Linked DNA regions of Homo sapiens: region 1 is linked to region 2. Evidence: chromatin loops called from intact Hi-C (ENCODE). Cell type or tissue: stomach. All regions are shown on one strand. Each heading gives the region's core, and the rest is flanking DNA. Links, peaks and the distances in the headings are about the cores only. Region 1 overlaps AFP (alpha fetoprotein). Region 2 overlaps ANKRD17-DT (ANKRD17 divergent transcript).

The links. Hi-C counts contacts between places; a loop is a spot of excess contacts. Peaks named below come from ENCODE experiments on the same cell type or tissue, not always from the same donor. Only the 100,000 strongest peaks of a DNase experiment are listed, where the experiment ranks them.
Region 1: a loop joins it to region 2, with 2.3 times the contacts of the local background. A loop is called at or near these places in 20 of 110 quality-filtered maps.

The regions. Positions count from the first base shown.
Region 1 is chr4:73,450,024-73,462,872 of GRCh38, forward strand. It overlaps AFP (alpha fetoprotein), which reads left to right. Exons shown (of 15, transcript NM_001134.3): 10 at 13-110; 11 at 592-730; 12 at 2,378-2,601; 13 at 3,742-3,874; 14 at 5,213-5,267; 15 at 5,608-6,151. The coding sequence ends at 5,257. Among named protein-coding and RNA genes, the nearest start is that of AFP, 20 kb to the left of the region's middle. RefSeq lists enhancers at 1-1,086, 258-758, 759-1,259. In stomach, for the core only: no CTCF peak of the experiment used is centred there; no DNase peak of the experiment used is centred there.
Region 2 is chr4:73,328,960-73,341,808 of GRCh38, forward strand. The region is part of intron 3 of ANKRD17-DT (ANKRD17 divergent transcript); the gene reads left to right. Among named protein-coding and RNA genes, the nearest start is that of ALB, 69 kb to the right of the region's middle. RefSeq lists enhancers at 10,127-10,628, 10,629-11,128. In stomach, for the core only: no CTCF peak of the experiment used is centred there; no DNase peak of the experiment used is centred there.

The sequences.
Region 1 (12,849 bases), core at 2,730-7,729, 120 kb after region 2:
CTTCATTTTCAGGAAGAAGAATTACAGAAATACATCCAGGAGAGCCAAGCATTGGCAAAGCGAAGCTGCGGCCTCTTCCAGAAACTAGGAGAATATTACTTACAAAATGCGTATGTTTTTGTAAACAGTATTTTTAGTGAATTAAAATTATTAAAGAGAATGTAGCCTTCCCCATTCTCCTCCTTTGGAAGCAACAAGAATGACCTGTGAGGTCTGATCTGTGGTATTGACTTTAAGTTCCCCATACTGTGCAAATTTTTGCAGTAAAGATATCCATTCTGTCATAGTCTGTCCGAGTTAAAGCACCAAAAGATCACAGTTAAAATCAATGAAGCTCCGAGGTTGAGAATACAAGTCAGGCTTCCTCCTGGAGTTTGCTTTTTCATTGTGATATGCTTCTATAATAGGAGTACAGGGAGTGGTTGTTAGAGTAAATGCATCTCAAAAGTTGGTTCAAATACCATGTAGATGAAACAAACGAGCTGACCTCATGTCTTCTGGCATGAGAGTAGAGAGTCTGTGAGAAGAAGCAAGGCGGCTAAAAACTCATGAATGACTCAGCAGGACTTAGTTAAAAAATGCTTCTTTCAGGTTTCTCGTTGCTTACACAAAGAAAGCCCCCCAGCTGACCTCGTCGGAGCTGATGGCCATCACCAGAAAAATGGCAGCCACAGCAGCCACTTGTTGCCAACTCAGTGAGGACAAACTATTGGCCTGTGGCGAGGGAGCGGTGAGTGTCTGCTTGGTTTGGTCCCATCTCATTTCTGCCCTGTTTGACTTGAAATAGCCTCATAATTCCCCTCTAGGGAAGACGGTAAAAACCAATGTAGAGATGGCCTTAGGAGGCTTGTTTGATTAGTCACGGTTGGAGGGGTGTGAGAACCCAGCTCTGGATGGCTGGCATGTGGCCATGCTTCCTATTCCTCCAGGGTGGCTGGTGGAAGTTCAGCCAGTTTAGTCAACAATATCTGAGCCAACTTTATATATCGGAAAGACAGAACGACCAACATGTAACTCATAATTCATAACAATTCATAATTCATAACTTCAAATCATAATTTCTGCTTTTTGTTCATATACTTACTTTGATGTTTTAAAAAAGCTTTATCTTTGATTGATTAAAATTAGTCATGCTATTTTAGCCATATTTATATTTTCACCTTTTGTAACATGATATTATTATTATGACATCAGGAATAATTGGTTCCCTTTCGCAGGGTATAGGGTACAGCACAGGATAAGTATTATGTTCTGAATAGTAAAATGACTTTCGAGTCAGTAATGCCAATATTCTTTACTTCCTAATGTCACTAGTATCATACATAAGATTACAGGATGAATTAAAAATATTTTTCCTATAAAGTCATAATTGCAAACAAAATTGTCTATTTTATCCTTTTTCCTCTTTTTCATAATGGGGAGTTATTTGCTGTTAGTCTTCATGTCATACATTTTTTCCCCAAAGGTTAAGAGTAAAAGGAGAGTTCTTGTGATTAAATGTCACCTCAATTGTTTGTTGAATTTCCCATGCTGGGAGGCTGCAGGGATGCAGGATGGTGTAATGGTTCAGGAGTGTATGTTCCGGAGGCCACCAGCCAACAACCGCATTCTACTTTCACTATTCTTTAGTTGTATCACAGTGGGAAAGCAACTTATGTCATTAAGCTTGAGTTTTTTCATCTGACATTTGAGAATACAAATTATACCACCCTCATACGACAGCTGTTTTAAACAAGATAATCTGCATAACTCACACAGCACTAGTCTGACAGATAAAGTGCACACAAAACATATTATTTCTTATTACAAGTTATTACTAGGTGATTAAGAAATATCTCCTAAGTAGGCAAGGTAGCAAGATTCTACATTAGGAAAGTCTTAAAAACCCACAAAATTGCTCTTACTTCTTTTCAATTAGGATGATATATTAGCTGCAAGTGTATACATGTGTATATGTATGTGAATAAAAGGGGTAAGTTTGTGCTATTCTTACCTTCAGATAGTGATTATCAAAAGAAAAATGGAAAGTTCAACTAAATACACATGGGAAACATAAAGGCAGAGACATTTTTGTCCTTTAGAAGTGTGTATGTAACTGGAAGCATGTTTCAAATAGCTGACACAAATAGCTAAATGACTATCCTCAACATCACATATGGACCATCTGCTACTACTTGCTAAGGCTTAGCCCAAACAAATGGGTAAATCCTGGAATTTACAATATAATGTCACATGATCCTACATAGCAAATTTTCCTGTAATATTAATTATAAATTGCTGGGCATTAGAAATTATTGCAGCAGTTTTCTGAAAAACTGAACCAACTTTGTGACTAATGCCCAATCTCCTTACTTTTTTTTCTCATTCTCCTAACCAGGCTGACATTATTATCGGACACTTATGTATCAGACATGAAATGACTCCAGTAAACCCTGGTGTTGGCCAGTGCTGCACTTCTTCATATGCCAACAGGAGGCCATGCTTCAGCAGCTTGGTGGTGGATGAAACATATGTCCCTCCTGCATTCTCTGATGACAAGTTCATTTTCCATAAGGATCTGTGCCAAGCTCAGGGTGTAGCGCTGCAAACAATGAAGCAAGAGTAAGAAACTGTTACTTGCTAGCATGGAAAAGAATGACAACCCCAAAGAGTAACTGAGACTTCTACCTCGCTCACCTAACACTATTGGGCTCACTAACAGAGCGTTACTCCCAAAACACTTAAAATGCCTTTGAAAATAGTTTTGTCTCAGTGTCTTCACAGTCTCATTGGGGAAGCAGGTCTAGAAAAATTGACGAGGGTGGACAATTTCCTGTTTGTAAAAATAATCTCTGTTGTAACTGTTATTGTGATATGTATTTGGGGGTTGAGGAAAAGTGGGCAATCTATTCTGAGGAATTAGAGTGTATCTTTGCAGCAAATTTGGGTACTTCCATTCCAAGCACAGGAAACACATCATTGAATCTTTTTTTACACTATTTACACTTTGAAGAGAATAACCATCTTATTTAATTCAACCATGCAGTTTGGGTGTTAAGAAATGACATGTACATTTCAGTTCATTGTGGGAGCTCTTTTGTAATGGTGATGGTCATGCAAGTCAATGGAGCTTATGTTCTTCAAACTCCCATGCATTTTAATCCTCACTTGTTTTGTAAATAGTCTTCCTTCATTGGAAAACCCATTCTTCTCTTTTTTCCTCTATCACAGTCTGAGGTATGTTTCACAGTATGATAAGAATGTTGCCTGTTCTGGCAAGCTTTTTCTATTGCTCTGGTCTACTTTCTATTGCTCTGGTCTAAGTCCAACATGAAAGGCTTGCTAAGTGAGCAGTGCAGGCAATTAGTGCTGCCAGTGCCCAGATAAGGGGTGTGATAACTGGATGGGCAGGATTCGGAGATCTGGGTCTTTGAGTGTAGATAAGACACAGTTAAGAAGAGCGGACAGGAAAGGATATTCCTGGGGGATGAGGGGAGATTGCCTTCCACTACACATAAGTATGGTCAAGTATGAAATAGTGTTTTATCCACAACCTGCACAACTCCAGGCTGGTGGAACACTTGGCATGCTTTCAGCCTCAATCTTTCTACTGAAAGTACTAGACAAGGTGTGTGTGGTCAGTCTGGTGATAGGTTGATGGAGTAAGGGTTTAGGCTCTGAAAATTCTCTACTAGGAAGGCTGTAGAAAAATAGCATTGCATAACAGACTTCTCTTGTATTTTGTTTTGTTTTAAATCACAGGTTTCTCATTAACCTTGTGAAGCAAAAGCCACAAATAACAGAGGAACAACTTGAGGCTGTCATTGCAGATTTCTCAGGCCTGTTGGAGAAATGCTGCCAAGGCCAGGAACAGGAAGTCTGCTTTGCTGAAGAGGTACATGCAGCTCATTTCATACTCAAAATACTTGCTATGGAATTTTCTGTAGTGGATAATGAAAGGAAGACCCTACAAATTTATAACTTTAAAATATTTTCAGAGAGATTTAAATTTCATTGAGAAGCAGATTGAGGGATTCTATAAGATTTAAAAAATAATCACATTTTCTTGCTTAATATTAGGAAAATTTATAATATTAAAATATATTAATAGAATTAGTAATTTTAATTTATTTCCTAGTAGAGAAACCCATAAAGTGAATGTGTAAATAATTGACGGTAATTTAGATAGTTTCTGGCCTAAAATTGATCAATTCAGCTAAATGGATTAAAGGATTTAATAGCAAATTAATTGTGCAAACAGAGTATTAGGAGTCTATTTGTAGAAAATGTTTTTGAACTCATTTAGAAGCTTGCTTTTGTACATCAACAGAGTAGTATTTAGGAGTTATTTTAATTACATAGTAATTTTAGCTGGATAATTAGCCAGATTTTCTTTAACCAGGGGATTCTACCTAACATTTAAAAAAATTACCTTTTTTCAGCTTTATTGAGGCATGATTGACAAATACAAATTATATATGTTTAGGGTGAACATGTGATGTTTCAATATATTTATACATTGTGAAATGATTATCACAATCAAGATAATTGGCTAAATTTTACAAATCTTTAGTTTGTATTGCTACATATATTTGAATATAGCAACACTATACTTTAAAAAGATATTCTATAACTTAGCGTTTTTGTCAATTTTACCTTTCTCACCATGTAAAATCCAAAGACAGATATATTTAGAAATGTAGAGTTTTTCTATAAATAATATAATTAGATGCATTTGAGTGTGTGCACTTACCAGTATATGTGTGTGTTTTTGGTGGGATCAGGTAGGGTGGGACATAGATAACCAAATTAGATAAAACTGGTGAAACAGATTTGATGTGAAGCATTTCTGAAAAACATGACACAAGAAGATTAATGTTCTCTAATCTGAGAAGACATTTATTTAGATATAGAGAACATGAACAAATAGTAGCAGTGCTTTATCTGCAAACCTTTTAATTTCTAATAACTTGTAATTTGTAGAGGAAGGGGAAAGATTGAGAATACGCATTGATTTGGAGATTGTTATAGAAGAAAACTGTTGATGTGAAAGAATATTGTTTTCTCCCTGGCTTTTACTATCCCAGGTTGTTGGCATCAGAGATGTGTTTCTTCATTTTTAACTTAGTTAATCTACAAACCTATGAATTCACCCCGGATTGTAGAGTGTTAACTGTATGATTGGTATAATAATCCATTTCTTTATCTGATTATGTTTATTCTTAATTTTCAGGGACAAAAACTGATTTCAAAAACTCGTGCTGCTTTGGGAGTTTAAATTACTTCAGGTAACAAAACATTCAGACAAGCCTGAATACAATGTTGTTTCTCCAGAAATATCAATCCATAATGAGATAGATCATGAGGAGTGCCATTAATTCTCTTAAAAATACATGGAATTCAAAAAAAAGTTTATTTTAAAAACACTTGAACAAAATTACGCACACAATGTTAAATTAGTGGCTCAACTATGCAAAATCCTTTTTGGTTATTTAAAAGACTTCAACAAATGCTATCAGAAGACTTTCCTACGTATCCAATATTTCTCTGATATAAAATAATAGAACCAGTTACTTACTGCACCTATTAGTTTAATTAGTATTTAATATATTTTTGCTCATATTGCAGGGGAAGAGAAGACAAAACGAGTCTTTCATTCGGTGTGAACTTTTCTCTTTAATTTTAACTGATTTAACACTTTTTGTGAATTAATGAAATGATAAAGACTTTTATGTGAGATTTCCTTATCACAGAAATAAAATATCTCCAAATGTTTCCTTTTCCAAGTTTGCTTATTTATGAAAAGTTATCGATAATTTCTTTAGTTTTGTATACCATTGTCTGAAGCAGATTCTGTTAAAATAGCATTAAGTGTTGGTTATTATAGGAGATTAAAGCTATCCAAGGATGGATTTACAGCACTAGATCACTTGGTGAACTGAAAAATGTTCCCAAGTTAAACACTATTTGATGCTACCAGGGCATTTTGTTTATTAAATGACCATCACTGAAGTATTCTAACAGATAATCTGGAGATGAGAAAAGAAATTATTATTCTTCTATGGGATCTAAGAAAATTTAACATCTACTTTTTTTCTCAATCTTGTTCAGTTCTCTATTCACAGACATTTTAAAACATAAGAATATTACAGTTTTGATTGAATATAATTAATGTTTTCATCAATTAAATTTTTATTCCACAAATGTTTATTAAGCCTTCACTGAGTTCCAGGCCTTGGGCTGGGTACAGTCACTGTTCTCCAGTCGCTTCAGTAGAGAAGGAAGCAACACAATAATGATGCCTCAGATTATGACCACAAGGAGTTGACAACAAATTGTTGAGGGAACGAAAGGGTGGGTGACATCAGTTCTGACTGGAAAAGGTGCCATAAATGTTTAAGAAGAGTCTTAGAAAATGAATGAGCATTCATCAGTTCAAGTAAAAGAGAAGGCCATTTTATGAAAGAGGAAACATGGTCAGAGGTACTGGGTATGACAAAGTATGATGAATAGTTTTAGAGGAGTACAGGGTAGGTAGGAAGGGTAGAGATGTAGAATGTTAGGCAGGATGTGGAAGCTATGAAGGGCTAATCCAGACTCTCAGCGCTCTATTCTAAAGAGGTTGGACAATATCTTATGAGTAACAGAGGACCACAGTGATAGCTAAGCAGAGGTGTGCTATTAATAATTAGCTTTGAGGAAGATAATCTATGAGATACGGAGCATGGGCAATGGGGCAGGGAAAAGGGTAGAGGGGGCAAAGTCAGCAAGAGGTGACAAAAAGACCATTCCCCCAGTAGGGAAGCTGTTTATCTTCTTAGCTTTGAATAGAAATCTGAAAATTACATGCATACTTTGGCCTGGGCTCTGGGAGAAGACAATGGCTTTAGAGCAATAAAATGTGCTTTCGGTTCTTCTTCTCTTTTTTTTTGAATTGGAATCTGCTATGTTGCCCAGCTGGTCTCAAAATCCTGGGCTCAAAAGATCCTCCTACCTTGGCCTCCTGAGTAACTGGGACTAGAGCCATGAACCACTACACCTAGCCCTTTTAGTTCTAACTAGATTGCTTTCTACTTGACATTTTTCTTTCCATTGTACTGCAACATCTATGAACTTTGTCTGATTTTGGTGTAATTCTAAAAGGTATTAATTTAAAGATCACAATAAAATAAAATCACGTTCAATATAAAAGCATTAAGCTGGAAAATGCTTTATTTTTTTAAGGGAAAAGCACAATGAAGGTAAAACTGTTAGGGAAATTTGTGAGTCAAATAATATTTTGTTGAAATATATAAAGAAAAAATGATTGGAGGCAGAAGGATAAATTGACGTAAGTACAATTGTAAATTGGGGATTTTTAAAAATTTATTTTATTTATTTATTTATTTTTTTGAGACAGAGTCTCGCTGTGTCGTCAGGCTGGAGTGCAGTGGTACAATCTCGGCTCACTGCAAGCTCTGACTCCCTGGTTCAAGCGATTCTCCTACCTCAGCCTCCTGAGTAGCTGGGATTACAGGCACGCGCCATGACACCCAGCTAATTTTTGTATTTTTAGTAGAGACGGGGTTTCACCATGTTGGCCAGGCTGACCTCGAACTCCTGGCCTCATGATCTGCCTGTCTCGGCCTCCCAAAGTGTTGGGATTATAGGCATGAGCCACTGCACCCAGCCAAATTGGAGATTTTAAAACATCTCTACCTCATTAACAGAACAAGTTAGGCAAATAACAAATAAAGACTCAGGGTATTAAACTGCTGTAGTCAGGATTACCAACAACTTTCACACTGCAAAATCCAATAGTGGATTCTTAGTCTTTAGCTTATCTGAGTTCTCTCAGCAGCATTTGACACAATTGATCACTCTCTTTTCCTTGAAACGTTTTCCTCACTTGGTGTTCGGACTTTCTTCCAACCTCATTGGCTGTTTCACCTCAATCTTCTTTGCTGTGTCCTCCTAACTCTTTGACCTCTAAATGTTGGAGTGTCCCAGAACAGTTCTTCCTTGACCGAAATTCACTCATCCAGACTCAGTGCATTAAATGCCATCTAGATGTTGACAACACATGTTTATAGCTCCAGCCTGGATTTCTTCCTTGACTTACAGGCTCTTACGTCAGCTTCCTCCTTAACATCTCCATGCTGATAATGTATAGACAACACAAACTTAGCACATTACAAATTGAATGTGAATCTACTCCTTGTCCCAAATTTGTACCTCCATCTTGTCTATCTGTCTGTTTTTATGAGTCAGACATTTTGGATTTATTGATGACCCCTCTCTTGCATATCACCCACACATTCAATCTATGAGCAAAGCTTGTCGGCTCTACCTTTAAAAAGTATCCAGAATTTGACTATTTCTCAATACTTTGGTACCAGTCACAATCATATGCCTCACTGGGGTTATTGCAATAGATTCCTAATTGGTCTTTTTACAAGTGACCTTGCTCCACCCTCAACCCTATTCTCAAAAGTGAACATTATGTCACTTTTCCACTCAGAATCCTCTAGTGGCTTCCCACCTCTCTCAGAGTAAAATGCAAAGTCTGTCCAATGACCCTACATGATAATATCTTTCTGACCTTTTTTGTTACTCCTCTGATCAGGTACAGAGGTCTCCCTGCTGCTCTTCAAGTTACCAATCAATGTCCTGCTCAGGGTTTTGCCCTCATGACCCTTCTGGCTTAGAAGACCCTCAGCTATGTGTGAGGCTCACTTCATCACCAACTTCAAGCTTCTACTCGTAGTTATCTGCTAAATGATGATGTTTTCCTCAACTACCTTATTTTAATTCAGAAATGCCATTCCCAGTCCCCACAACACTTATCACCATCTGACAAACACTAGATTTTACTTGTTTATTTTCTGTCTACCTCACTAGAGTGTAAGCTCCATGAGAACAGTAACTTTTGTCTCCTTTGTTTACTTCGGCTATCTTCAGCATATAGAACAGTGCCTGAAACATAATAGGCATTCTAGAAATATTTATTTGAGTATGTGGAGGAATACTACACGCCATGGGCTATATATATTTTCTTATAAGGTGGTGAAACTAGAGGGGTTGTTAGCTTCCTCTAATAAAATTTTTTTCTAGAGAAAAAAAAAAAGCACAGGCCTAAGAAATTAACATAAAAACCATAAGATACCACTGAGGATGTTAAAGACGTGTGTGTGTGTGTGTGTGTGTGTGTGTATGCATGTGTATGTGTGTGTAGGCATGTGTGTGTGTGTATCGTGTAGAATGAGAATTAGGAAGTGGTGGCATTCTAGAATAGCTGGCTTGAAAGAGGGTGGGTAGGTTTGGGGGATAGATTTTTAACTTGTGCTTTTGTCTATACACTAAATTACAACGAAGGCTGCCACTTGCTTCACTGCCACTGTGAAGCATAAATCAGAAGGAGTAGCTCAAATTGCTTGGTGACCACAGGATAATATTGGGATAAGGCTAAACTCCAGCTGGGGCAAAAGACTGGTGAAAACAGCTGGGTGCAGAACAGCTACTGTTAAAAATTAAGTCTTCCAATCTCTTTATTTTATTTTATTTTATTTATTTATTTATTTATTTATTTTTTTTTTTGTATTATACTTTAAGTTTTAGGGTACCTGTGCCCAGCAATCCCATTACTGGGTATATACCCAAAGGATTATAAATCATGCTGCTATAAAGACACATGCACATGTATGTTTATTGCGGCACTATTCACAATAGCAAAGACTTGGAACCAATCCAAATGTCCAACAATGATAGACTGGATTAAGAAAATGTGGCACATATACACCATGGAATACTAGGCAGCCATAAAAAAGGATGAGTTCATGTCCTTTGTAGGTACATGGATGAAGTTGGAAACCATCATTGCAATCTCTTTCATGCCTACTTTCCCAGGACTTGTGGATTACCGTATAAGGAATTTGTCTCCTCCAATGATGCTGCTTTCAAAGAGTTAAGGAAGGGTCCAGAGAATTGCTCCATAGCATGGAATTAAATTAATAATCAATAACAGTAAGATCTCTAGAAAGTCCCCAAACATCCATTAACTAAGTAACATGCTTGTAAACATTCATGAATCAAAAAAGAAATCAGAAGCATATTTAAAAAATATTTTTGCCTGAATGAAAATGAAAAATGTGTCAGAATTTATAGAATGTCACTAAAACAGTGACATTTAAATTAAAGGAAATTTATAACGCTAAAGGCCTATGTGTTATAGAAAAGAAGGAAGATCTCAAATCAATGACATCAGCTTCTTCCTTAATAATCTAGAGATGAAAGAGCAAATTAAAAAACTAGTCATGAGAAAGAAGATAATAAAGATCAAAGGAGAATCAATAAAATAGAAAACAGAAGAAATCAATAGATATAATCACTGCAACCAAATGCGGTTCTTTAAGATCAATACTATTAATAAACCTCTAACCAGATTTCTCACTACCAATGTTTGGAATGAGAGAGGTGATAGTATTACAAGTATTAAAATAATGAGAAGAAAATGTTGTGAAAAAAATATGTCAGTAAATTCAATGACATATGAAAAGGACAGATTCCTTGAAAGACACACTTACAAAAGCTCATGCAAGAACAAGTAGTTAACGTGGTTATTTATGTATTAAGGAAATTGAAGTTGTAATTAAGATCATTCCCACAAAGAAAACTCCAGGCTTCACGATGAATTCTATTAAACATTTAAGGAAAAATAATACTAATTCTATACTAACTCTTCCAAAAAAATCAAAGAGATGGAAATATTTTTTGATTCATTCTATGAGGCCAGCATTACCCCAATACTAAAAATAAGTCAAAGATAATGCATAAAAATAAAACTATGGACCAATAGTCCTTATGAACAGGGGTCAACAAATATTTTCTGTAAAAGGTTAGATAAGTATTTTAGGCTTTGCAGGCTATTTACAGTCATCATCGTCCCCTCCCCCTTCCCCTCCTCCTTCCCCTCCCCCTCCCCCATCCCCCTCCCCCCTCTCCCATCACCCTCCCCCATCTCCCTCCCTTTCCCTTCTCCCCCTTCTTCTCCCCCCCACTTCCCCTCCCCCTCCCCTTCCCTTCCCTCCTCGCCTTCCTCCTCTTCCTCTTCTTCTTTCTTCTTTCTTCTTTCTTCTTTCTTCTTTCTTCTTCTTTCTTTCTTTCTTCTTCTTCTTCTTCTTCTTCTTCTTCTTCTTCCTCTTCCTCTTCCTCCTCTTTTTCTTCATCTTCATTTTCTTTCTCCTCTTTCTCTTCTCCTTCTTCTCCTTCTTCCCCTCTTCTCTTTCTCTTGGTCTTTCTCCTCCTCTTTCATTCTCTTCTCTTTAATATTTTAGAATGTGAAAACCTTTTTAAGCTCATATACCATACAAAAATGAACTAAAAGCTGAATTTAGCATGCGGGCCATAGTATGTTGACCCCTGCACATGAACATAGATAAAATTGAATCTAACAAAAAGCCAAAAAGATAATATATTATGACTAAGTGAGATTTATTTCAGAAATACAAGGTTACTTTAACGTTGGAAAAATCAATGAATATAATTCAATATGTGTATTATTTTAAAAAAATTATAATGATCTTAATAGATACAGAAAACACATTTGACAAAATCCAACATTCATTCTTGATAAAAACTGTCAGCAAACTAAAAGCAGAATGGAACTTCCTAAACCTGATAAAGGGCATAAATGAAAACCTACAGCTAAGTTTATATTTAGTTGTGAAAGACTGAATGCTTTTTCCTAAAGAAAGGAAAAGAGATAAGGTCATCTGCTTTCATTACTTCTGTTGAACATTGTACTAGAGGCTTTAACGATAAATCATGCAAGAAAAAGGAACAAAAGGCATCTAGAATGGAAATAAAGAACTAAAATTGTCTTCATTTGAAGACAGCATAATTTTTGGAATGGAAAATCCAATGGATTCTACAAAAAACTAATAGAACTAATTAGTGAGTTTAGAAAGGTTGCAGAATAATATACAAAAATCATTTGTATATTTTATATTAGCAACAAAAAGTTGGAAATTTAATTTTAAAAATATTATAGTGACATCAAAATATGTTCTGCTTAGAGATAAGTGTTATAAAAGATGTGAATAACCTGTGTACTACAAAATATTGCTTAGGAAGATTAAATAAGACATTTAGAAAGAGTGAGTTATATCTTGTTCACAGATTGAAAAACTTAATAATGTTAAAATATCAATTCTTTTGATCTATAGATTTAATGCAATCTCAATCAGAATCACCTAATTTCTTTCTAGAAATTAATAAACTGATTCTAAAAGTCATATGGAAATGCAAAGGACCTAGGATAACCAAGACAGCCTTGAAAAAGAAAGATAAAATTGAAGGGCTAACACTACCCTAAGACATAATTATAATCAAACTCTCAAAGGTCAAGGACAAAGAGAGCATCCTGAAAGCAGCAAGAGAAAATAAGCAAATAACATAAGAGAGATACAACACACCTGGCAGCTGACATCTCCATAGAAACCTTCAAGGCCAGGAGGGAGTGGGATGATAATTCAAAGTGCTGAAAGGAAAAAAAAATTTAACCAAGAACACCTTATCCATAAAAGCTATTCTTTAGAAACAAGGGAGAGATAAAAACTTGGCCAGGAAAACAAAAACTTGCACATTTCTGCAGAGCATAGGGCTGACGCTGCCCAATCTGGAAGTCATAACAGCAACTTGACCCAGCCTCAGAGCTCATCTTAAACTTTTGCCCAGGAAATCAGGCAAATTTCAACTATGCATTTCTATGGCTCATAGGCTCTGTTAATGTCCATCCCAAGCAACAAATCTGCTTAAACACGGGGCCTAGTGTGCAGCCCTGTCCAATGGAAGAACACAAACAGCAGTAGTGCCTGGCCAGGAAATACAGTC
Region 2 (12,849 bases), core at 3,513-8,512:
TTTTTTTTTTTTTTTTTTGTATTTTTTGGTAGAGACAGAGTTTTGCCATGTTGTCTAGGCTGGTCTAGAACTCCTGACCTCAAGTGATCCACCTGCCTTGGCCTCCCAAAGTGCTGGGATTATAGGTGTGAGCCACTGTGCCTGGTCTAATTAACCTAATGTTTTTATTAGCATCTGTAAGACCCATGAGCGGAAACTGAGACAGAAAATTTGATAAGGCTTCTAGAAATATTGTTTGACTTACATGCCTTCTGTTTTACAGTACCAGGTAGGGGAAACATTCCCCAATCAGATACAATGTTCATTCCCATAATAAAACCAGGTAATGATTTTAAGGGGCCCTCTTCTGCAGGAGTAATGTCATGTGGGATGCCCAGGTAGAAGGGGCCTCTTTAACCACAACATTTACCATAACCTGCGTAATGGGCATATTCAGTGGTGAATATCCCCGTCATCATAAAGCCAGTCCCACATGGCTTACATAAAAAACATATCAACTGCCTCATCTGGGGTGCTCCACTTGGCATTTATAGGTAGAGTTGGACAGTTCCCCTTTTCAGGGTAAACAGACGTTACAGTGGATTTTATCCAGTCCACCAGGCTGGCTATTCACTGAGGAATTACCTCCTGTGTATCTGGATTGTATACACCCATCTGCGATTGTTCAATGGTGAGTTGTGGGTCTTACATAAACCCAGACATGCTATTCCACTCTGCAGCATTTAAAATCAAAGCTACTGCCCCTAAATTTGATACTCTCATAGTCCATTTTAGTAAAAGTTTCTCAGGAAGTTGATATCAATCTACAAAATGGAACAATTCCTTCACATTATATCCTCTGGTTTCAACTGTTACCTGGTTTTGCGTTTGATTATGTTATTGGTAATCATAGGTTTCAGGGCTACTTTCTGTTGTCACTGCACAATTTTCTCTTTTGTGGGTGACTTTGAGGCTAGTGGCCTGTGCTCAGACAGACCTACATCTGAGCTTAGTCCAGCCTGGAGTCCTGAACCAGCACCTTCTTTTACTTTCATTTTAGCCAGGATAGATAATAGTAACCAAGGGATTGAATATTTTGCTTTATCTCTTATTAGTTTGCATTTTCTTAGGCATCCACCACTGAACCAGTTCCTGGGGAGTTGAATCCATCTCGAGATTCCACTGGTAACGTTCACCTTTAGTAACTGATCTCAGTACAGCTACTGGCTTCATATGACAGGTGACCACATGGCCACTCAGGAATCAAAAGTTCCTCATCCCCCACCCTTTTATCCTTTCTCTTCCCAAACCACATGTTTCCATGAGTCAAAGACAATTCGAGCAAATTCCATTTTACTGACACCAATATGTGTAGGGAATACTCTCCTCAAACTGTGCTTTTCCTTTACTCTCACACCACAACAATCGTCAAAACAGGAGACTTCTGTGACCAATTGTGTGGAGGGTTTTCCTACATATCAAGCAGTGGACACCAGCTGGGTGTCCTCTAATTCAGTTCTGACACTCTTTACCCAGAGATAATGTCAGATCCCACAGGTTGAGGCCTCAGTCTCCAAGACTGCCCCCTACCCACCAGTCCCAAGTCCCGGCCTATGGAACTTCTGACTGACCGGCTTCAGGTTGGGGTTCCTGTGACCCCGTCATTGGGTTTGACTAATTTGCTGAAGAAGCTCACAGAACTCAGGAAAACACTGTGTTTACTAGTTTATTATAAAGGATATTGATGAAGAAAGGCGTAGGGCGAGGTATGGGGGAAGCAAGGTATGAGCCACCCTCTGAACCTCCACGTGTTCAGCTATGTGGAAGCTCCTTCATTTTTCTATTACCTGAAGCAACTTGTATGAGATACAAATTATCTTTTTCTTGAAAGTTTTGTGAAGTATACCTATACATTTTTGTCCAGGAGAATCTTTAAAACCTACCAGTTATTTTATTTGTGAGAAAGGTGGTAAGAGAAGTCATATTTGTATTAACCTATAAATGAATAAAATGTCTTTGGAAGTACTCATGAGTTAATGAAACCATTGGACTGCCTTTGAGAGAGATATTGGGTAGTTGGAGGAGAGATGAGAAAAAGTTTTTAGTATAATCATTTGGAGTAGTTTAAATTTAACCCATGGGAATGTACCATCTTTTGAAATTAACAAAATAAAATATGTAAAAATGAAAAGTATGGACTAAAACTTACACTATTATTTTATGATTTTAAGGATTTCCTTATTTCTGCTTAGGCTCCCCTTTTCATTCCTAATACTGCTTTTTTTTTTTCTTTTTCTTTTTTGAGACAGAGTCTCGCTCTGTCACCCAGGCTGGAGTGCAGTGGTGCAATCTCGGCTCACTACAACCTCAGCCTCCCAGGTTCAAGTGATCCTCCTGCCTCAACCTCCCTAGTAGCTGGGATTACAGGGGTGTGCCACCACACCTGGCTAATTTTTATATTTTTAGTAGAGACAGGTTTCACCTGACCTCAGGTGATCTTCCCACCTCGGCCTCCCAAAGTGCTGGGATTAGAGGCATGAGCCACTGTGCTCGGACCTAATATTGCTTATTTTTGTGACTTCTTTCTTTTATCCTTTTTTTGCCTTGATTGCTAACAGCTTACTTATTTTGTTAAACTTTTTGAACGCTAGCTTTAAGATTCTCTATTCTTTTATTTTTTATTTTTTTGAGACGGAGTTTCGCTCTCGTTGCCCAGGCTGGAGTGCAATGGCGTGATCTCGGCTCACTGCAACCCCCGCCTCCCGGGTTCAAGCAATTCTCCTGCCTCAGCCTCCTGAGTAGCTGGAATTACAGGCACCTACCACCACGCCTGGCTAATTTTTTTTTTGTATTTTTAGTAGAGATGGGGTTTCACCATGTTGGCCAGGCTGGTCTTAAACTCCTGACCTCAGGTGATCTGCTCACCTCGGCCTCCCAAAGTGCTGGGATTACAGGCGTGAGCCACTGTGCCTGGCCCAGATTCTCTATTCTTTTCTGCTGCTTGTTTGCTATTTCTTCAGTTTCTGGGTGTAGCTTTATTATTTTCTGTCTGCTACTTTGTTGGGTTTTCTCACTCTCTAATTTGTATACTTACTTAACAAATGTAGTTCTCCTTCCCCTGCCTCATACTTCCCTTAAATGCAGTTAAGACTTTAAATTTTCTTCTATATCAGGGGTTCCACTATTGGTCCATGGCCTGTTAGGAACCATTTCTCACAGCAGGAGGTGAGTGGCAGGAGAGTGAGTGAAGCATCATCTGTATTTATAGCCGCTCCCCATCACTTGCATTACCACCTGAGCTCCACCTCCTGTCAGATCAGTGGCAGCATTAGATTCTCACAGGAGCACAAATCCTATTGTGAACTGCGCATGTGAGGGATTTAGGTTGTGTACTCTTTATGAGAATCTAATGCCTGATGAACTGTCACTGTCTCCCATCACTCCCAGATGGGACTGTCTAGTTGCAGGAAAACAAGCTCAGGGCTCATACTGATTCTACATTATGATGAGTTGTATACTTATTTAATTATATATTACAATGTAATAATAATGAAATAAAGTGCACAATAAATGTAACGTGCTTGAATCATCCCAAAACCACACCCCTGACCCTGGTCCATAGAAAACTTGTCTTCCACAAAACCAGTCCCTGGTGCCAAAAACATTGGGGACTGCTACTCTAGATGTACTCTGGGTGCACCCCCCCACCCCCAGGTTTTAGTATACGGTAGTTTACTTTATTTTTAACTGTCATTTTTATTGTTCATTTTCACAAGTTAAAAAATTCTTTTGTTTATGTAAATTAATCATTTATTAACACCACACTCTAAAAAACTGAGCTAACCAACTATATAAGTTAGACTTTCAAAATCAGTAGATTGTAGATACTGTATCTTATTTTTGTGTACCACATTATTAAATAAAACAATAGATAAATTATTCTGATGTGGCAACAAAGGAAATGAAATCAATCTATGTATTTTGATACCTCAGTTAAGTTTCTCAGTTTAGAAAAATGATACAAAACAAAAACTTGCATACAACCTCAGCTGTCATTGCTGTTATGTCACAAAATATCTTAGACTACAGTTTTTTTCAGGGTCAAAGACGTGATGGCTCAGAGTTTTGTCTCATTCCTAGATTATTCTTTTTGCAGTGTTTTCCTTTCTTTGAGTTCTTTAAGCTTTCTTCTCTTTATTAATGTCACCAAAACCAGGAAAAATCTGAGAATCTATCATTGATACTCACTTGCTGTCTGATTACATTTAATCTGAAGCTAATTTGCATTTTAATCATCTATCTGCGTTTAAATTCTATTCTTTGTGAGTTTTATTTTTTATTTTATTATTATTTTTTTGACATGGAGTCTCACTGTGTCTCCCAGGCTGGAGTGGAGTGGCGCGATCTCAGCTCACTGCAAGCTCCGCCTCAGGGTTCACACCATTCTCCTGCCTCAGCCTCCTGAGTAGCTGGGACTACAGGTGCCCGCCACCACGCCCAGCTAATTTTTCTATTTTTAGTAGAGATGGGGTTTCACCATGTTAGCCAGGATGGTCTCGATATCCTGACCTCGTGATCTGCCCGCCTCGGCCTCCCAAAGTGCTGGGATTACAGGTGTGAGCCACCGCGCCCGGCCTCTTTGTGAGTTTTAAAAGTATCTGCAAGAGGTGAGAATATATTAAGGTGAGAGTCAGTGAGGCCCCTGAGACCTCAGGAAGCATATGAAACCAAAACCCCCAGAAAGAAGCCTGGAGTTTGTCTTTAGTAACTCGAAATGCAGAACCAGAATATATTGAGTTCTTTCTTCCTTTGCCCTCAACTCAGTTCCTTTGAGGAGACTGTTCAAGCAAGAGCCAAGTTTCAAGAGCTTCTGAGGATGCCAAATGCCATCTGTGGCCTCACTATCTCACTGCAGTTGTGTCTATTAGAATGTATCCTTCCCTCCTTGCTACTTTTTTTTTTGCCTAATCAGAGGGCCTCTTCTTTGACCCAATCCTTGCCAGTTTTTTCTTTTCTTTTTCTTTTTCTCTTCCTTTCCTTTCCTTTTATTTTATTTTTATTTATTTATTTATTTTTGAGACAGCATCTTACTCTGTCGCCTAGGCTGGAGTGCAGTGTGGTGATCTCGGCTCACTGCAACCTCCACCTTCCCAGGTTCAAGCGATTCTTGTGCCTCAGCCTCCCTAGTAGCTGGGATTTTATAGGCACACACCACCACGCCCAGCTAATTTTTGTATTTTTAGTAGAGACGGGGTTTCTCCATGTTGGCCAGGCTGGTCTCTAACTCCTGACCTCAAGTGATCCACCTGCCTCAGATCCCAAAATGCTGGGATTACAAGCATGAACCATTGTGCCCAGCCAGATTTACCTTTAGTACAATTCAAGAGACATAATGTTGATGACATAATGTTGATAATTTGCTATGCACAAAGCACTATGACAAACACTATTCTAATTATTAGTTTGTAGTAAAACTTTTAGAGTGTTTAGGAATGTATGTAAACCATTTCTAATTCCAGATTTGACATTTCTTACTAAAGTGCACTGGCACGTTACTTTGTTACTATGTTTCCTACTTTTTGTGTGTGTCTGTGGTGGGGGTGGTGTTGCTCATACTGCTTCGCATTATAGTAAGGTTTATGTCAATTATTTCCTCTGTTGTATTTTTAACTCCTTGAGGAGACTACATCTTTGTATTTAACACAGCAATTAGAAACAGGTCCTTACACTTTGTAGGTACTTAAATGCATGAACATAAAAGCATCGATAAATAGTGAAAGCTTTTATTTCCTCATTGCTCCTGTAGACATTGATAATATCAGAAACTTTGAGAGATATTTGATGAATATCTCTATTCGTAGTGCTTACTGGTAAATGTTTAACAAGCAGCTTTCTAAAAAAAGTATGCATGTATGTATATGTTTATTATAAAGTTTATTGATACATACAATGTGTAGCACAACTTAGAAATAATAATAAAATATATAGTGCTTTTAATATAGCCAATTGATTCTCACAGAATTCTTTTTGAGTTTTTTTTTTTTTTTTTACCAGCCTCCTGTATCCATAGTTTCCCTATGGTTGTAGTTGATGAACATGATGTGGTTAATCATGAATGTTGGTTGATAACATTTGTTTACATTAACTAGTAAGAACGAAGTGAAAAAGAAAAGACTGATGTTAAAACATCACTTGTTTGTCAATTATGTGTGTGACTTTTTTGCTGAATTAGGTGAGTTTTCAAATACTGGGAGAATATTTCTCCAATTTTTTGGTGCTACTTACAATATGACATAACATGACACACTTTAATCTGCATTATTAACATTTTCTCCATGCTTTTCTTGTCTATTATCAAAACAAGAAATCAAGGCTTGATTTGTAGTGTTTCCAAAAATAAACAGGAGTAATTTCTCTTTTTCTAAGTACCTTGTTAGATATACATGATATTTATCAGTTAGTAGCATAAATATGAATTTGCTGGCTGAAAATTATTACTCTTGCTGTATATGTATGTTTGTATGTTTTGATGTGTGTGCAGATACATAGTTAAGTTGGCCTACCGTATTACTTTTTCACTTATCAATTGTTCCTATAAACAAAAAGGTGAATTCTACTATGGTGTGAGACTGTCAGATATTTCATCCTGATTAGTTATAGTAAATCACTTTCCCTTTCTAGGCCTCTGATTTCTCATCTATAAACTTGTGAGATTGAATTAGATTATCTCTAATGTTTCCTTCAGACTCTGTTATTCATGGTGATGACAGATTACTGTTTTTACATGTTTGCCGTTTATCCTGTGAAAGGCTGATAATTCTCCATTCTGTGATGGCAGGCTTCACCGACCAATGGTGTTTTTTTCTGTGCACTTCAGAGGTTTAGCGATGTCAGGCTTTGCTAAATGACTTGCTTTAGCTAATGGACTCTAAGCAGAAATGATGTCTGCTATTACTGACCAGCAGCACTAAGGGCCATCTGTGGCTCTGCCTTCTCTTTTCCCACTGCCACAACAATGACAAAGCTCCACATGAAGACTGCTACTCTACCTAAATCACAAATGGAAAAGAAGGTGGAACACACAGGCAACCTCCCACTGACATGTAAAGTAACAAGATATTTGTTGTTGTAATCCCTGAGAGGATGGATTTTTGTTACTGCATCATAATTTTGCAAGACCTGGTTAGTATATGAAGTCATCAATAATTGAATTCATCAATAAAATTTTAAAAGTAATAATTTCCAATTAAAATTTCGTCTAAAATTCATAAACATATAAGTAATATATATAGACATTATAGAAATAAATTGTAAAGCAACTTTAAAATAAAACATAAGAATAAAATTTATGTTGAAGAAATTGACCTAAATATGTATGCACAACATTCCTTGAAATTTTTGCCTTGACAGTAACAAATGCTGTCGAAGAGGTGAAGAAAAGGAAACCCTTGTACACTATTGGTGGGAATGTAAATTAGTACAACCACTATGGAAAACAGTTTGAAGGTTCCTCAAAAAACCAAAAATTGAGCTACCATATGATCCAGAAATCCCACTGCTGGGTATATACCCAAAAGAAAGGAAAACAGTATATCGAAGAGATATCTGCACTCCCATATTTGTTGCAGCACTGTTCACAATAGCCCAAATTTAAAAGCAATGTAAGTGTCCATCAACAGATGAATGGATAAAGTGTGGTGCTTATACACAATGGAGTACTACTGAGTCATAAAAAGAATGGGATCCTGTCATTTGCCACAACATGGATGGAACTGGAGGTCATTATGCCAAGTGAAATAAGCCAGGCACAGAAAAGACAAACTTCACATGTTCTGATTTATTTGTGGGATCTAAGAATCAAAACAATTGAATTCACGGACATAGAGAGTAGAAGGATGGTTACCAGAGGCTGGGAAAAGTAGTGGGGGGCTGGGGACAATGGTTAATGGGTACAGAAAAAATAGAAAGAGTTAGACCTAGTAATCGATAGCACAATAGGGTCACTTTTTATAGTCAATAATAACTCGATAGTACATTAAAAATAATAAAAAGAATATAATTGGATTGTTTATAACACAAAGGATAAATTCTTGAGGGGATGGATACCCCATTTTACATGATGTGATTATTAAACATTGCATGCCTGCATTAAAACATCTCATGTACCCCATAATTGTATACACTTACTATGTACCCACAAAAATTAAAATTAAATATTAAAAAGAAATTTCTGCCTTGAATTACTGAATGGTTCTTCTAAGTAAAAATGGATATTTTTCAAAAGAAATTAATTATTACAATATTGCATGCCTACCCCCAAATGGCAATATTCCTTGGCAATTCTTAATTTCCAAAGATAAATTCAAGAGTAGGGCTTCTCCAGAAGTAATGTTTTGACTATATATTGCTTTTTGTCATTTTAAGCCTGGTTAAAGAAGCTAAAAAGTGTCTAAGTTTATCCATACTTCATTTATGGCACAAGAACATTGATTCATTTTTCTCTCTGCTCACTGTAGCAAAGAGAACCTGAAAGTAAGTTCTCTTTGCCTATGGCAGTGACTTATTCCCATGAACTTATGTCTTTAATATCATCAAGGTAATCTTTGCAGCAGTTTTACTACTTTATATGCTTTTCTTTTGTTTGTTCACTAACTTTCTTGTTTTTGAAACCAATTATGTCTTAAATATGTTTCTGAGGAGCAGCTACATGAGGCTTTAGAGACTTGCAGTTTTCATATTTATGTCTGACCTAAGATTTTGTCTCGGCATCATCACATGCCCCTGTGCTTCTGTGTGCAAAGTAAAATATTCCTGAATGACCATCACAAGTAAATTTATTATGGTTTTTAAAGATATAATTCACATGCCATATGATTCACCCACTTAAAGTGTACAATTCAAGGGTTTTTAGTATATTCACAGAGTTATGCATCCATCAACACAATTTTAGTACATTGTCATTACCCCCTCCAAAAAACCCACATTCCCTAGCCATCACCCTACAATCTCCTTTTCCTCTCCAGCATCAGGCAACTGCCAATCTACTTTCTGTAATTTTCCCACTCTTGAAAATTCATATAAATGAAATCATGGAATATGTGGTCCTTTGTGATAGGTTTTTCACTTAACGTGTTTTCAAGGTTTATGCATGTAGTGGCATGTATCATTACTTCATTTCTTTTTATTATTAAACAATATTTCATTGTATAAATATACTACATTTTGTTTATCCGTTCATCAATTGATGGACATTTGGGTGGTTTCTCTTTTATGCTATTATGAATACTGCTGCTATGAACATTTGTGTGTGCGTTTTTGTGTAGATACGTTTTTATTTTTCTTGGGTATATACCTAGGAGTGGAATTGCTGGATCATGTGGTAACTCTGTTTAACCCTTTGAGAAACTGTCAGACTATTTTCCAAAGTGGCTACCACCATTTTACAGTCCCATGAGCAATATATGAGAATTTGAATATCTCCACATTCTTGCTAACATTTGTTATTGTCTATCTTTTTTCAGGTAGTCATCTTATTGGGTGTGAAATGACATCTGGTGGTTTTGATTTTCATTTCCCTGGTGGCTAATAATGTTGATCATCTTTTCAAGTGCTTATTGACCATTTGTATATCCTTTTTGGAGAACTATCTATTCACTTCCTTTGCCCATTTTTAAATTGGGCTATTGTATTAGTCCATTTTCATGCTGCTGATAAAGACATACCTGAGACTGGGAAGAAAAAGAGGTTTAATTAGGAACTTACAGTTCCACATGGCTGGGGAGGCCTCAGAATCATGGCGAGGGATAAAAGGCACTTCTTACATGGTGGCGGCAAGAGAAAAATGACAAAGATGTAAAAGGGGAAATCCTGATAAAACCATCAGATCTCATGAGACTTATTAACCTACCACAAGAACAGTATGGGAGAAACTGCCCCCATGATTCAAATTATCTTCCACTGGGTCCCTCTCACCGCATGTGGGAATTATGGGATTACAATTCAAGATGAGATTTGGGTGGGGACACAGAGCCAAACCATATCATTCCACCCCTGGCCCCTCCAAATCTCATGTCCTCACATTTCAAAACTAATCACGCCTTCCCAACAGTCCCCCAAAGTCTTAACTCATTTTAGCATTAACCCAGAAGTCCACAGTAAAAAGTCTCATCTGAGACAAGACAAGTCCCTTCTGCCTATGAGCCTGTAAAATCAAAAGCAAGCTAGTTACTTCCTAGATACAATGGGGGTACAGGTATTGGGTAAATACAGTTGTTCCAAATGGGAGAAATTGGCCAAAACAAAACAGTTACAGGGCCCATGCAAGTCCAAAATCCAGTGGGGCAGTCAAATTTTAAAGCTCCAAAATAATCTCCTTTGACTCCAGGTCTCACATCCAGGTCACACTGATGCAAGAGGGCCCAACCCCACGCAGAGAGCCAACCCCACATTTCCCTTCTGCACTGTCCTAGCAGAGGTTCTCCATGAGAGCCCTGTCCCTGCAGCAAACTTCTGCCTGGCCATTCAGGCATTCCCATACATCTTCTGAAATCTAGGCGGAGGTTCCCAAACCCCAATTCTTGACTTCTGTGAACCTGCAGGCTCAGCAGCATGTGGAGGCTGCTAATGCTTGGGGCTTGCACCCTCTGAAGACATGGCTCGAGCTCTGTGTTGGCCATTTCAGCCATGACTGGAGCAGCTGGGACGCAGGGCACCAAGTCCCTAGACTACACGTAGCACAGGGACCCTGGGCCCTGCCCATGAAACCATTTTTTTCCTCCTAAACCTCCAGGTCTGTGATGGGAGAAGCTCCTGCAAAGGTCTCTGACATGCCCTGGAGACATTCTCCCCATTGTCTTGGAGATTAATATTTGGCTTCTCGTTACTTATGCAAATTTCTGCAGCTGGCTTGAATTTCTCCTCAGAAAATGAGATTTTCTTTTCTATTGCATTGTTAGGCTGCAAATTTTTCAAACTTTTAAGCTCTGTTTCCCTTTTAAAACTGAATGCTTCTAACAGCATCCAAGTCATCTGTAGAATGCTATGCTGCTTAGAAATTTATTCTGCAAGATACTCTAAATCATCTGTCTCAAGTTCAAAGTCCCACAAATCTCTAGGGCAGGGGCAAAATTCCGCCAGTCTCTTTGCTAAAACCTAACGAGAGTCACTTTTGCTCCAGTTTCCAATAAGTTCCTCATCTCCATCTGCAACCAACTCAGCCTGGACCTTACTGTTCATATCATCATCAGCATTTTTGTCAAAGCCATTCAACAAATCTCTAGGAGTTTCAAACTTTCCCACACTTTTCTGTCTTCTGAGTCCTCCAAACTGTTCCAGCCTCTGCCTGTTACCCAGTTCCAAGGGAGTTCTCTGACCCCTTGCACTTCCCAGGTGAGGCGACGGCCCACCCTGCTTCAGCTCGCCCTCCGTGGGCTGCACCCACTGTTTAACTAGTCCCAATGAGATGAGCTGGGTACCTCAGTTGGAAATGCAGAAATCACCCACTTTCTGCATTGATCTTTCTGGGAGCTGCAGACTGGAGCTGTTCTTAGCTGGCCATCTTGCCAGCCACCTTGGTTACTGTAGTTTTGCAGTAAGTTTTGAATGATCAACTTTTTTCCAAATTTGTATCAGTTTTGACATTTGCACATAATTTGTTTGGATTATACTTAACAGATGTTTGGTATTAATATGTGCTTATGATTTGGAATGCTATGGTTAGAGACAATAAAGCATAATGGTTTTGGTCACAAGTGCTGAGTCCAAGAGACCTGGATTTGAAATGACTGTACCACTTACTAGATGTATGAACTTCTATAATCCTCCCTCAGCTTCAGTTTCCCATCTTGAAATGGGAACAATAATACATTAATGGACTTTTCAATTTGTATTGCATGTTCATCATGTGTGTTCAGTGGTGTTTTTAGTGGTGGTATATTGGCTTCTGCTCTAAGAAAATACTAATAAACTTCTACTTATTTGGAGCTTATTTTGCAATAAATATGAGAAAGAAATAAAGCCAGAACAATAGAAAAGTAAGGCAAAACTGCCTGTGGAGTGGTGTAATGAGGAGGAGGCAGAAAGAATCTATGCATGTTCCTTCTCCAGGAATTTAAGAAAACTTCTTTCTACAGTAATTCTTTTAAAATAGTTTAAATAGTTGATCTGCTTGCAAAGGCTTGCAGACATCAAGGAATGTACTTTCTAAGAACTCCTTGGAATCCTTTTAAAAAACTTACTGACTGTGGGATTCTATAAGACAGAACAGGGTAAGTTTACATTTAACTGACTTTTAGCTCCTAGAGCATAATTTGAGTTGTATTAAAAACATTTTTTAAAGCATAAATCTGTTAAAAACAATAGTAAATAGCAAGAGTTCAGAGGACATAAGCTAAGCATTTTCCAGCATGTAGTAACCAATATACTAATGTTAGGCATTGGCACTATTACTGTATTGAAAAAAGGGCTTGGGCTCCATTTTTTTTATATTTGGAAAAATATTTGTTAACAATTTTCTATTCTATGCTACTCCTGGGAGGAAGCTTCAAAGGCCTCAGCCACAAGTAGCTCTAGCTCAAGCAAAAACAAAGCATGTTGAGAATTGTGAACAATCAGTGATGCAACACAAGGTGGTGCTCTTGTCCCAGTGAGTGCTGTAGAGCCTTGTTAGGGCATTAGGCAAAGGATGTACAACTCCAAAAGATTTGGTTGGTATAAACGCCAATGGGGATCTGCCGGACAGACTGAACAGCTGACTGGGGGGCACAAAGCCAAAGGTGACTTTTCTTAGAATGTAGACTGGTATAATAATGCAGGGGTGCAAAAAGCAGCGTAGCAAAAACCTAAGAAAGATAAGAACGAGTGTCTGTGCTT